Regions from separate parts of the Homo sapiens genome. Here region 2 is linked to region 1. A link is a loop called in an ENCODE intact Hi-C map of the cell type or tissue named here. Cell type or tissue: mesothelial cell of epicardium. All regions are shown on one strand. Each heading gives the region's core, and the rest is flanking DNA. Links, peaks and the distances in the headings are about the cores only. Region 1 has its middle 110 kb from the start of LINC01121. Region 2 overlaps SRBD1 (S1 RNA binding domain 1).

Region 1 (2,930 bases), core at 318-2,817:
GAAAGCAGATGGGGTCAGAGAAATATTTCTCCGTCTTAAAATGAGAGACGGATAATTTTATTAATAGTCTAGTTCTTCTCTTGGTTATTTTCAAATTTTACCTAATATGTTTAAACCTCTATTTTTGCCAATCTAGAATATATATGTATATATATAAAATATAGGTATATATGTATATCACTTTGTAAAGTAAGAAAATAAGCATATTTACAGTTCCTTCTTCCTTCTTTCTCTAATTTTACTTTGCAACATCTGCTAGTATTTCATTATTTTTACAACATTGATATTTAAGGCATTTATATTCTTCTCTGTAACTATAACTAGAAAAAAATAGCATTTGATTAAATTATTATACACTGAACATATACAGTGGACTGTGAAAATATGGTGAATTGTGAAGTCAAACAGTGTTATTGGAACCTCAGAGAAGGAAACAGAATCCTATGTCACTACCTCTTGAAGGAGAATGTTCCAGGTATCACATTAAATTAATTATCTTTCTTATGCACAGAGAAAATTGTACTTTATTTTAGTTGCTTCACATTTCTTGTACAGTGCCCACCTAGGCTTTTAATTACCTTTCTTCTTTATTTTCAATATATACATTATACACATTAATTTTAATATATACAATACATACATTCACCATAACATTAAAACATTCATCTTCTTCACCATACAACCTTTTGATAAAACTCACTGTCTTCTGTAAGATAACTTTTCCGTGGTCCAGTTGGAACTAGTTGCTTTCCAAGCCTACTGCTTATCTGTCATTCTGGAATTTCTTTTTGTCACACTCTTAGGTAAGTGTCACTGTTTCTTGAAGCTTCAGTCTTTTTTCTTGTACTCCATTTTCTATTTATGATACCTTATTAAGATTTTTTCAAAAAATGTGCCCAGGATGTAAATACTCTGCGACTTGCATGTTTAAAAACAGTCCTCACATAATTGCTAATTTAGTTAATCGTAGAATTCTAGAATGAAAGTAGTAGTTTTTGAGAATTTTCAAATTATTGCTCTGTTGTCTTCTAGAAAATGATTTCACAGAAAAGAAATATGATGCCACCATGATTCTTGTTCCATTGTAGCAACAATACATGCCTGAGGAATAACTGATATACAATAAATTGCATATGTTGAAAGTGTGCCATTTGATTAGTTTTAACATTTGCATATACTGGTGAAACCAGCCTTTTTAAGTCTCTGCTCACTCTGGATATCTTCTAATGACCTGTCCTTTAGTTAATCCTCTTTTCTTCATTGTCTATTCAGTTTTTAATTTTAGCAAAATTTTAATTTCAACAATTTGTGTTTTTCAGGTGGAGAATTTACATTTTATTCTTTTTATTGTTGATAATTCTTCTGTAGTGAAATTCTCCATTGTGCCCAGTATTGTCTTGAACAAATTAATCACAGTTATTTTAAAGTTATGCCTGATAACTCTAATTAATCTGTATCATCTGTGAGTCTGTTCTCAAGTCTGTTTTATTCCTTGGTTTTGTTCAACTGGTCCTATCTTTTGGCATGTCTGGTAATTACTTGATTGAATGCCAGATACTATATTTGAAAATTGTAAGTGTAATTTGAGTCTCTGGCCAGTGTTTTCGTTTTCTAGATATTTACTACTATTTGGCAGATAGGCAGAGTAGGAATAGATCACTTTAATCCAGTCTGGAATGAGCTCATTTGAAGCTGAGTTTCAGTCCTTTGTGCATGCTGTTGTATTTCCAACTTACACCTGTGCTGTTACTCTTCCAGCATCTTAACAGGAAGCCTGGAAGGTACACCAGGGCCTCTCCTCATTGGTAGGAACTGATCTCTAATTTCTGTCACCTAGCCTGAGAGATTGCTGGAAGACTCACCTGGATTCCCAGGTTCTAAGCTGCTGCTCTTTGCTTTGTTTCTTCAACTCTTATACATAAGCTTTTAAGATCAGCAGATTCACTGAAAGGAAAACTTATGCAAAATGTACTACCCTTCTATTTGGGATTCTTGCCCTCAAGTCCTGTCAGTGATCTTGACTTCTACCTTAAGAAGCTAAAAAAAGAAGAGCAGGCCGGGTGCGGTGGCTCACACCTATACTCCTAGCACTTTGGGAGGCCGAGGTGGGAGGATCACTTGAGGTCAGGAGTTCGAGACCAGCCTGGCCAACGTGGTGAAACCCTGTCTCTACTAAAAATACAAAAATTAGCTAGGTGTGGTGGCGGGCGCCTGTAATCCCAACTACTCGGGAGGCTGAGGCAGGAGAATCACTTGAACCTGGGAAGTGGAAGTTGCAGTGAGCTGAGGTCACGCCATTGCACTCCAGACTGGGTGACAGAGCAAGACTCCACCTCAAAAAAAAAAAAAAAAAAAAAAAAAGAGAAAAAAGAAAAAAAAAAGAGCAAATGAAGCCAAAATAAGCAGAAGAAGGAAAATAATACATGAGCAAAAATCAATGAAATGTAAAGAAAATCAGTGAAACCAAAAACTGATTCTTTTGGTGGGTGGGAGGTTGGGGGGCTCAGGGAGGAGGTGAACTTCTACCCAGGCTGATGAGAAAAAAAAAAAAAGAAAACACAAGTTTTCATTGTCAGGAATGAGAGAGTTAACATAACCACAAAGGCTATTCATATTAAAAAGATAGAAAAAGAGTAAAATAACAACTTTATGGCAATCAGTTCAACACTTAGATAAAATGGAAAAATTCCATGAAAGCACAAACTACCAAAGCTCAATCAAAAAGAAATAGGTAATTTGCATTGTGCTGTATCTGTTAAAGAGGTTGAATTTATAGTTTAAAACTTTCCTACAAAGAAAACTTCAGGTCCAGATGGCTTCACTGGGAAATTTTACCAAACAGTTAACAATACTAATTCTACACAAACACTTTTAAAATATTGAAGCAGGGAATACTTCTCAACTAATTCTATGAAACCAGCATTACCTTG
Region 2 (2,930 bases), core at 130-2,629, 110 kb before region 1:
AGCATGAACAAAAAGTCACATGATACAGAGGACGTTCTAAACCTTCAGCGTTCATCTGATGTAAAATTGAAATAGTATGGAGTTATAATCACAGAAGTAATAGGAAATTTTCCTGAACTGAAGACAGACAAGTCTTCTGAAAACACCTTATGAATGCAGAAGTAAAGAATAACAAAAGGCCAACACTAAATTCCTGCTTATGAAATTTCAGAATACGTGATAAAGAGGAACTGACTAAAAGTATTCAGAGAGCAAACAGTTTATCTGCAAAGGAAAGAATGAGATTGACAACAGTCCTATTATTGATAAAAAATAAATGATAGAAGATAGAATGCAGTAGTTGTGGAGTTGTGGGAAAAAACATTTTGAACTCATAATTCTAAATCAGGCAAACCATCAATTTAGTGTGAGTGGAAAATAAAAACAATTTTGAACCTTCTCTGATTGTTTCACACCTTCTTTGAAAGAATTGATGGAAGTACTCCCTTCCAAAAAGCAGGGGAGTGTCCAAAGAAGGGAAAGACATAACATGGGAAACATGTACACACAGTAAAATGTATAGTTGAGCCTGATAGTTTTTAAAATCTATAATGTTAATCTTTAAATATTTAAGTCTAGATCAGATCAGTTCAACATGGGAGAGTAGAAGAAAAAGAAATGATAAAAAGTATTAAGATTCTTTTTCAGGAAAAAGATTCAGATATAAATTAACTCTAGAATTTGATTAAAAATATAACCTGAAACATATGAAGAACAACCACCAATAAGATATTTAATATAAATCATGAGAGTAAAATGTAAAAAGTTTATAATTTCATCCAAAGGTAGAGAAAAGAAAATAAGAAAGTATAGGAAATAAACAACAAAATATAAGGAGATAGGAATAAGTAATAGGTATTTAAAAGTGAATGGGCTAACTTCCCCTATTAATAGAACTTAAGACTTTAAAAAATAAAGTACAGCTCTAACTTACATATGTGCAAGAGACACTCCTAAAGAAAAAAAAAACAACCTTGATATTAAAGATTTGGATTAAAATATTCCACATAAATGAAAAAGACAGCCATAGCAATGTTGACCTTAGACAAAATAGAACTTAAGGCAAAATCATGAAATAGGAAAAAGAAAGATATTTCATGTTAATAACAGTCTTCCAAGAAAGTATGATTGCCCTGAGCAATCTGTTACCTAACAGCATAGCTTCAAGAAATATGCATATTACAAACTTTTCTAAAAATTAGATGAGACAAATTCACTGTTTTTGCAGGAGTCTTAGTAGACCATACCATATTAATATATACATTTTAAAAACAGCTTGAAGCTAGGCATGGTGACACGCACCTGGCCTCAGCTACTCAGAACACTGAGGCAGGAGATCATTTGAGCCCAGGAGTTTAAGGCTATAGTGAGCAATGATCATGCCTTTGCATAGCCACTGCACTCCAGCCTGGATGACATAGTGAGACCCCCCCATCTCTTAAAAAGACAAACCCAGCTTTATTGGTTCATAATTGCACATCATACAATTCATTGATTTAAAATGTACAAGTCAGTGATTTTTTTAGTATAGTCATGGAGTTGTGAAAATAGAACATTTTTATCACCCCAAAAAGAAACGCATTCATTAGCAGTCATTCTCCGTTGTCCTTTCTTTACCAGCCCCAGACAACACTAATCTATTTTCCTCTAGATACTTCATATACATGGAATCATACAATATGTGGGTTTTTATGATTGACCTCTTTCACTTATAATGTTTTCAGAGGTGGTCTGCATTGCAGCATGTATCAGTACTTCATTCTTCTTTATGGCTAAGTAGTATTCCAGTGTGTGTATGTGTGGGTGTGGGTGTGTGAGATATTTTGTTCATTCATCAGTTGGTAGGCTTTTGGATTATTTATACCTTTCAAGTATTATAAATAATGCTGCTGTGAACATTTTTGTTCAAGTTTTTATGTATGTTTTCATTTCTCTTGGATGTATACCTCAGAATGGATTTGCTGGGTCATTTATTAACACATAATTTTAAAGCCATGTCATGAATTAGGAAAATTATTTGCCACAAATATATATGTATATGTGATAACTGCATATTATTAAGGTTTTGTTTTATTCTTGATTTATATACATTTATAGTTGGTTTATATAAAACATTTACATAAAATATGTAAAGAGCCACTACATACCATTTACTGTGGAAGAAACAAATTTCTCTCTATCAAAGAAACCCAAATTTTAGAGGGTGTTATTATTTCAACCTAACAATTAAGTAAAGTTGTAATAAGATGAAAATATCTGTGCAAGTCAGAAGGATACAGTGAGGTGAACATTTTATATACACTGCTGGTAGAAGTCTAAATTACTATTTCTAGCAAATAGTTAATACCTATTAAAATGCACTTGTAAAAATGCATTTCTTTTAGTTCTCCCTTTAGCTAGTTCTAAGACAATAAGAACTGCTGTTAAGATTCATACACAAGTTTACTGTAATAGCAAAATATTAGAAGCAACTACAATAGCAAAATAGTTTTTAAAATTATAGTATGAGTTGAAATATACAACTATTTAAACAGGCTTTCAAGGAAGATTTAATAATGTGAGAAATTGTTCTTGTAGTATTTTAAAATTTCAACAAAGTTGTTGCTCTAGAATAAAAACAATTTGTGTTTTAAAAATGTAGGCATGTGTTTACATTGAAGAAAAAAAACTAAGCAGGTGACTGATACTTGTTGATGTGATTTTTTTTCACTTTTTGATTTTCAAACTCCCTATAGTGAATATGTATTAGGAAAAATTTGTTGTAAAATGTATAGCCATTAATAGATTTCCCTTACAATCAGAGTGGGACTGAATTTATTTTTAGTCTGGACTTCTAAGTGCTTTCAGTATAAACTTAATACTTATTTTCATTTTGATTTAAGATATGAGTA

Evidence for each region. Hi-C counts contacts between places; a loop is a spot of excess contacts. Peaks named below come from ENCODE experiments on the same cell type or tissue, not always from the same donor. Only the 100,000 strongest peaks of a DNase experiment are listed, where the experiment ranks them.
Region 2: a loop joins it to region 1, with 22 times the contacts of the local background. A loop is called at or near these places in 2 of 110 quality-filtered maps.

The regions. Positions count from the first base shown.
Region 1 is chr2:45,365,905-45,368,834 of GRCh38, reverse strand. No RefSeq gene overlaps it. Among named protein-coding and RNA genes, the nearest start is that of LINC01121, 110 kb to the right of the region's middle. In mesothelial cell of epicardium, for the core only: no CTCF peak of the experiment used is centred there; no DNase peak of the experiment used is centred there.
Region 2 is chr2:45,471,035-45,473,964 of GRCh38, reverse strand. The region is part of intron 16 of SRBD1 (S1 RNA binding domain 1); the gene reads left to right. Among named protein-coding and RNA genes, the nearest start is that of SRBD1, 140 kb to the left of the region's middle. In mesothelial cell of epicardium, for the core only: no CTCF peak of the experiment used is centred there; no DNase peak of the experiment used is centred there.